Linked DNA regions of Homo sapiens: region 1 is linked to region 2. Evidence: chromatin contacts called from ENCODE POLR2A ChIA-PET data. All regions are on one chromosome and are shown on one strand. Each heading gives the region's core, a stretch centred on a gene start or an enhancer-like site at or near the end of the contact. The rest is flanking DNA. Distances are from core to core; before and after follow the strand shown. Region 1 holds the start of RAB3GAP2 (RAB3 GTPase activating non-catalytic protein subunit 2). Region 2 holds the start of EIF2D (eukaryotic translation initiation factor 2D).

The links. ChIA-PET counts read pairs that join two places held with the same protein, here RNA polymerase II (POLR2A).
Region 1: POLR2A ChIA-PET joins it to region 2 with 20 read pairs in A673. The contact joins the promoter of RAB3GAP2 here to the promoter of EIF2D in region 2. POLR2A ChIA-PET finds 5 or more read pairs at or near these places in 2 of 52 experiments (A673 and BJ).

The regions. Positions count from the first base shown.
Region 1 is chr1:220,271,117-220,274,888 of GRCh38, reverse strand. It overlaps RAB3GAP2 (RAB3 GTPase activating non-catalytic protein subunit 2), which reads left to right and starts at 2,436. Exons shown (of 35, transcript NM_012414.4): 1 at 2,436-2,666. The coding sequence starts at 2,552.
Region 2 is chr1:206,610,673-206,614,184 of GRCh38, reverse strand. It overlaps EIF2D (eukaryotic translation initiation factor 2D), which reads left to right and starts at 1,720. Exons shown (of 15, transcript NM_006893.3): 1 at 1,720-1,898; 2 at 2,811-3,001. The coding sequence starts at 1,843. RefSeq lists a silencer at 1,458-1,667 and an enhancer at 1,958-2,027.

The sequences.
Region 1 (3,772 bases), core at 1,187-3,686, about 14 Mb before region 2:
AGTGCCCATCCTGCAACTCAACCCCTTCGCTTCAAGCTGCTGCTAAGGATTGGCAAGGGGCTGCTGCTTATCTTCCTCAGTAACACATCTCTCTCTTAACAACAGTCATCTGTGCTCTGACTCACACTAATGGATACTGGAGGAAGTTCACATTGGTACCTGGACTCATCCTGTTGTTATTTTGGTCACAGTGCTTTTCCTACCTCCTGAACCCAGACCTCGGAGAGACACTGTCAATGCTGGGATATGTAAGGCCTGCACATTTTTGCAATGTGCTTTCTTATGACTGTGGAATAAGTGATATTCACTGTCTGATGCAATCCTCCCACATGCCGCAGAAACCATGGTAGCAGAACTCCAGAGGCATCCCCCCCTGTTGCATTACAACTTCCTGGGGGAAGAGTTCAGTTCATGAATGTGTTGTAATTTCTGTGAAGGGTATCTAAAGTCCTTAAAAACATCCATGAATGATCCTTTTCAACAGTACTTGGAAGGAAGTCAGGGACTTCACCATTAAAACTGAGCCAACACAGTAATGAAATTCAATGACCACCACAGGAGACATATGAATGCCTCAGGGAAGAACAAAGGCCAGCAAAATCAGCCAACAGCAGTTACTTCCACAAAATGCATTTACCTGAATAGGAACTTGAATGGTTTTCAAGGAATGACAGTCTCCTTCCAGAAAGTGTCATGTGTTTGTTATTCGTCCAGTAACACTAAGAATCTAAATTTAAATTTTGGTTTAGTTTGGGATTGGTGCTGGATTTTAGGGAATAATCTTATCAGGGCTGGATTATTCTAGTTAGTGATGATCTGAGGAAACACTGCATTTCTTCAGATGGAAGAAGGGAGCACTGGCAGCTTGCTTTTTCTGAAAGCTTTGATTACAGAAGTATAGGTCCCTGATGCTTAAAGGGACCTTACAGCACATCTGATTCAACTGCCTTTTATAGGTGAAGAACTGATTCCTGTTAACCTGATAACATAGAAATTGCCTATCCTATTTTGTGAAAATCATCCTACTCTAGAAGTAGGAAATAATGGAGTAGGAACCTGGGCACTAAATTATAGTTGTTATATTATTAGGACTAAGTGTGTATGTCCACGGGCCTGACAGAAATGAATGCTCTGGACCCCATCCACTTGCCTTTCATTTGTTCCTGTGCCCTTTTTTCATACAAAGTGGATGGCCTCTTTAGGTTTCCTTTAGGAAATGTGTAAGTGCCTACAGGCCTTTGTGCTCACATTAAAATAATTTTTTTTGTTTTTATTTTTTGGAAAAATAACTTAAAGTCTGCTCAGAGACAGCTCAATTTCTTTATTTTAAAAATGGGATAAGACACACTATTTTTAGATGGCATTTGTGACTATCCAAATGAACAATGTAAAGTACTTTCAAAAATAGTGCTTTGTCAAAGAAACAAGTTATTCTATTTACTTTATGTATGCATTCCATTTATTTCTTCAGCAAATATTTATGAAGCACTTACTAGCATGATCACAATTTCAGTTAAATAGTTAAGTACAGTAGTCCCCCCTTTATCCATGGGTTCATTTTCCACATAATTATTCAATTTAATTATTAGTTATTGTTAATCTTTCACTGTGCCTAATTTATAAATTTAACTTTATCATATATATGTATAGGTAAAAACATAATACACATACATAGGTTTCAGTACTATCCATGGTTTGAGTCATCCACTGGGGATCTTAAAACATATCCCCTTGGATTAAAGGGAAATACTGTAATTAATTGCTTACTGCCTGTATCAGTCACTAGAATTCCAGCTTTCTGGGAAAAGGTACTTCTTCTCTTTTGTTCTCTAATGCTCAGCACCCTGCGTGGCTGGCATTTAAAAGACTAACAAATATTTGTTGAATGGATGGATGAATGCATGAATGAAAAACCAAATGAATAATGAAAACAAAAGTGTATAATACACTATAACACGTACTATATTGGGCTTGCGTAGTACTATGGGAATCTATAGTAGGAGCATTTAAAGCCAGCCTTGACGGGGCTAATCTCCGGAAGAGCAATTAATCTTTTCAAAATCCGACTCTTGCAGGATACGGTCCCCCACTGGCCTGCCACTAGTTTAAAACGAATTAGTTTCTGTGAAACATCAGGATCGTGCCAATAGTAGGGGACCAATAAGACTGAATAAGTCAAAGGGCTGCGCGGACAAGTCCAATTAGAACACCTCTGGCTAAAAGCCAGAATGAATGAAAGGGTTCATGCCTCGGCGTAGACACACAACTGGGACTGAAAAATCTGCCCCAAGCCTCCACGTCGACTTTGGCTCCACCTGCAGCGGCGGCGCCGTAGTCACGTGACCCGGGCCCCCGCGCCCTAGGCGCCTGGGCCAGCCTGCGCCTGCGCAGTACTCGGAGACAGCGGACCCGTGTCAGTGACAGCTTCCGGTTTGGTTTCTCCGCCTTCTGCTTGGCTAGAGCTATTGGGGCTCGGTGGCGGCCGCAGTGGGGTGGAGGGGGCAGGGCGTGGTGAGGTAAGGTGAGTGCCGTAGTGGGGTTCCCTGGAGCCATGGCCTGCTCCATTGTCCAGTTCTGCTACTTCCAGGACCTCCAGGCCGCCCGGGACTTCCTCTTTCCTCACCTGCGGGAGGAGATCCTCAGCGGCGCCTTGCGGAGGGACCCCAGTAAGTGCCTCTCTGGCCTCGCCCTTCCTTCCCTCGTCACCCGCGGCCTCTGCTCACGGGTTCGAGTCTCCTACTCGCTCTGCGCCTCCTGCCTCTGCCCTCTGGACCCCCAGTTCTCCCCGTGCCTCCCCTCCGCTCCGGGATGACACCCTGCCCACCTCGTCCTGAAGCCCCATTTGTGTTGTCTTCCTCTCGACCCAGCTTTTCTCCTTAGGCCCTCTGACCCCTGGCTAAAAACTGCGTCTTGTTTCCTCTCGCCTCTGCCTATCACCGCTTTCTCCCTCCCTCCCCCCACCCCCACACATTCCTAGCTTTCTCTCTGAGTATCTTCTCCGTCTCCCATCTTCAGCCTGGGGTCGTTCCCTGTTTCATGTTGCCTGCTCCGTGATCGCATCCTCCCCGTTCCTTGCCACATGTCAGCGCTCCACTCTGGTATTGCCCCAGCTCCCACTCTCTTCCATCCCGGAGACTGTGGCCTTCTGCTACCTCCCATTCCGAAAGTGTTGATCATCCCCCCACACTCTCCCTTCTTTCATCTGCATTTCCCCCATTCAGATTTTGAGAACAAATGGCTGACAAATGAGTGACTCTTGAGGTAAGACTCTCTCAAAGAAGGAAAATAACCTGTCAGGAAGTGAACGAGAATCTACATTAGGAACTAAAATTACAGTGACATAGCCAAGAAAGGTTAATTTGCTTTATTGAAGCCTTCCACCTATTTTTATCATCAAAGTGTTTAATAAGCCTTTCCCCAAGTAGTATAAAGTTCCAAGGCTGGTTTATTAGATACTATATAGGCTTTCAGAATTTCGTACATTTCATTTTGAAAGGGTGTGCCTTGTGTTTTATTTTATTTTATTTTATTTTATTTTATTTTTGCATTTCCAACCTGAAGCACATTTGGCTTTGTAGTACAGCGCTCTCACTTTGTGCTATACCGGAATGGTGATATAAAGCCCACTAAGCTCCTCTCCCTTTTTTAGAAAATTTAGAAGATATCAAATCGAACCCATCTGTGAATGATTGCATACTTTGTGCCAGTCATTGGTGCTACAAACCAAATAAGGTTGGTGGACCCTGCTGTAGGAACTTCTGGTTTACAGACA
Region 2 (3,512 bases), core at 471-2,970:
TTTGTGCAACTGCGTCACTGAATCAATTGGGATTTTTTATTGGTGAATGGACACTTGGAAGTTTTAATATGCAAAACATAATTTACTTTTATTACTTAAATTGCTTAATGTAATTTTAATATGCAAGACTTAATTTACGAAGAGCCAGGATTCCGGGTGTTTAAATCCTTGTCTCCAGGGAACACAGCTGTCCCTTTGAGGAAAACCTAATTTCTCTTCCCTGCCTGTGTGACTTTGGGACAAATCTGGGACAACAGTGAATTCTCTATTACTGTTATTACCACCCAAGTAAACTAAAAATCCGGGATGAGAAAAATCTTACAGAAAATTCTAGCTGAGGCTTCTAGCTTATAGTACAATGAATAGACCTTAATCATAGAATGCCTTTAAGAAAAACATTTAGGCCCGACTTGGTGGTTCACACCTGTCCTGTAATCCCACCACTTTGGGAGGCCGAGGCGGACAGATCTCTTGACCTCAGGAGTTTGAGACCAGCCTGGGCAACAAGGTGAGATCCTGTCTCTACAAAAAATACAAAAATTAGCCTGGTGTGGTGGTGCCCGCCTGTAGTCCCAGCTACTCGGGAGGCTGAAGCGGATGGATCGCTTGAGCCCGGGAGGTGGAGGCTGCATTGAGCTGAGATTGCGCCACTGCACTCCAGCCTGGGTGACACAGCGAGACCCTGTCTCCAAGTAAACAAAATAAAATAAAATAAAGAAAAATATTCAAAAAGCCCTCGAGGTTTTTTTGTTTGTTTGTTTGATTTTTTTGATACGGAGTCTTACTCTGTTGTCCAAGGTGGGGTGCAGTGGCACAATCTCGGCTCACGGCAACCTCTGCCTCCTGGGCTCAAGCGATCCTACCGCCTTAGCCTCCCCAGGCATGCGCCACCACACCCGGCTGAATTTTTCTTTTTTCTTTTCTTTTTTTTTTTTTTTTGAGACGGACTTTCACTCTTGTTGCCCAGGCTGGAGTGCAATTGTGCAATCTCGGCTCACCACAACCTCTGCCTCCCGGGTTCAAGCAATTCTCCTGCCTCAGCCTCCCGAGTAGCTGGGATTACAGGCATGCTCCACCATGCCCGGCTAATTTTGTATTTTTAGTACAGACAGGGTTTCTCCATGTTGATCAGGCTGGTCTCGAACTCCCGACCTCAGGTGATCCGCCCACCTCGGCCTCCCAATTCTTTTTCTTTCTTTCTTTCTTTCTTTTTTTTTTTTTTTTTTTTTTTTTTTATTTTGTATTTTTTATGGAGATGGGGTTTCGCCATGTTGCCCAGGCTGGTCTCGAACTTCTGGGCTTAAGCGGTCCGCCCGCCTCGGCCTCCCAAAGTCTGGGATAACAGGCTTGGGCCACCGCGCCCGGCCGAAGCCTGAACTGTTTATCAGTTCAATTATTTTTGCGGAATTGAACCGAACCGAATGGAATGGGAGCTTGCAGAGAGCTTCTACTCAAAGCAGTTCCTAAGGTTGATGGGGTGGAAGGAAATAAACAGAACAGCTATTGGCGTGGCCGAGTCGCTACGGACGGGGAACCCGAGCCGCTCGCGCAGGCGCAGAGCCAGGCCCGCGAGGGGATGGGAAGGTGGGGGGGAGGGGCGTTCCCTGGGCCCTGCCCCTCCCTGCCCTGCTTTAGTTCCAGGTACCGCCACTGGGGGCGGCCGCGGCCTCCCCAGCGGCAACGGCCACGAAGCTGCGCGGCCCTGGTTTCCAGCCGGGCCCTTTTCGCGGCCGGGCCCCAGCATGGCTGCCCCCACGGCTGAGGGCCTGGCAGCTGCTGCGCCCTCGCTTTCTTGACATTCCCTGGCTTCTGTGCTCTCTTCCCCAGGCCACCCCAGCAGACATGTTTGCCAAGGCCTTTCGGGTCAAGTCCAACACGGCCATCAAGGGGTCGGACAGGTGAGGGAGGAAAGGGGCCTGCTCTGCCACGGAACAACCAGACACCTCTTGGGCCCCGCTGGCCCATAGCCCTCGCTATTCTTGGCCGACATCCTCGGGTGGAGGCCGAGGGGTATGCCAGGGAAGGGACCCCAGGAGGCAAGGGTGGGTTAGACACATTTTGAGGTGAGGATGGAGGGGGACCTGGCTCTCTTTTGGATAGTCTAGTGAGTTTAAAAGAAAACGTAGTTAAGTCAGAGTTTACTGACTGCAGACTATTTAAGGTGTTGTGGAGAATGCAGAAGTGAAGGAATACAGAATTCTTGCCCTCCAAAGAGCTTAATGCCCCTTGGGAGAGATCGGATGGGATACCAAGAATTAAAAGTATAAGAGAAAAAAATGACTAGTGATTAATTCTGGCAGGAGAGACAGCTGGAAACTGAGGTGGGAGGGAATAAGGCACATGTGGTAAGAAGAACTGTATCTGTTCAGACAGGGTCACAAATGGAGATTGTGTTTGGAATTTTGTAACCAGTGCTTTATAGTTGTCTATAGGTCTCATGGCATAGTTATTTAATCATAAACTGGCATATTTGCGAAGCATGTATGAGAAAGGAGTGGGCCCAAGGGCTAGGCATGAAGTCAGGAAGGCAGGGCTGTTTCCTGTGTCAGGCTAACTTGGATTGTTCACTGGGCCTGTTTTCCCACCCATAAAATGGGAAGGCATACCCCAGGAATGAGTGAAAATAGATGACAATGGATGAAAAAGAGTTTAGGATGTTTCAGAAGAGTGTGTGTGAGACTAGGACATCATAAACCAGGCAATCTTTCTTTGGCCCTTGTGATTTTATAGTGAGCACTTTTGAGTTCGTTCTTGATATTTATTAAAAGTCTGTCCAGGCAGCATTCACAGTGCTGGTGTGCTTTCCACAGGAGAAAGCTTCGAGCTGATGTGACAACTGCTTTCCCCACCCTTGGAACTGATCAAGTCTCTGAGTTAGTACCTGGAAAGGAGGAGCTCAACATTGTGAAGTTGTATGCTCACAAAGGGGATGCAGTGACTGTGTACGTGAGTGGTGGTAACCCCATCCTCTTTGAACTGGAGAAAAATCTGTATCCAACAGGTATGACAACAGGACGAAGATGGCCATTACCATTAGGTAGTTCTTGCCTAACATCTGCTTCTCTCTGTTTCTTCCATTGTCTCCCATAAAATAAGCAAGCACGAAATCTCCCAATACCATCCCCAAGGATCTTTATGGACCTGGTGTTCCTAGAATTGGGTCTTTCAATTCTAGGATGCAAAAGGTTTTCTCTTATGCAAAACCACTATAGGAGGGATTAAAAAAAGGGCTGACATAGTAAGTAAGGGTGGTTGCAAAGGGAAGTTCTGAGATGAAGGAACAGTGGCTGAGAAGTTTACAGTGGGTTGACTAGGAATAGAGCAGAGGTCTTGAAAAGGATGGAATTTCAGGGCATGTCTTCATGAGACAGAGTCTTGCTCTGTTGCCCAGGCTGGAGTGCAGTGGCGCAATCTCAGCTCACTGCAAGCTCCGCCTCCTGGGTTCACACCATTCTCTTGCCTCAGCCTCCCGAGTAGCAGGAACTACAGGCACCCGCCACCACACCTTGCTA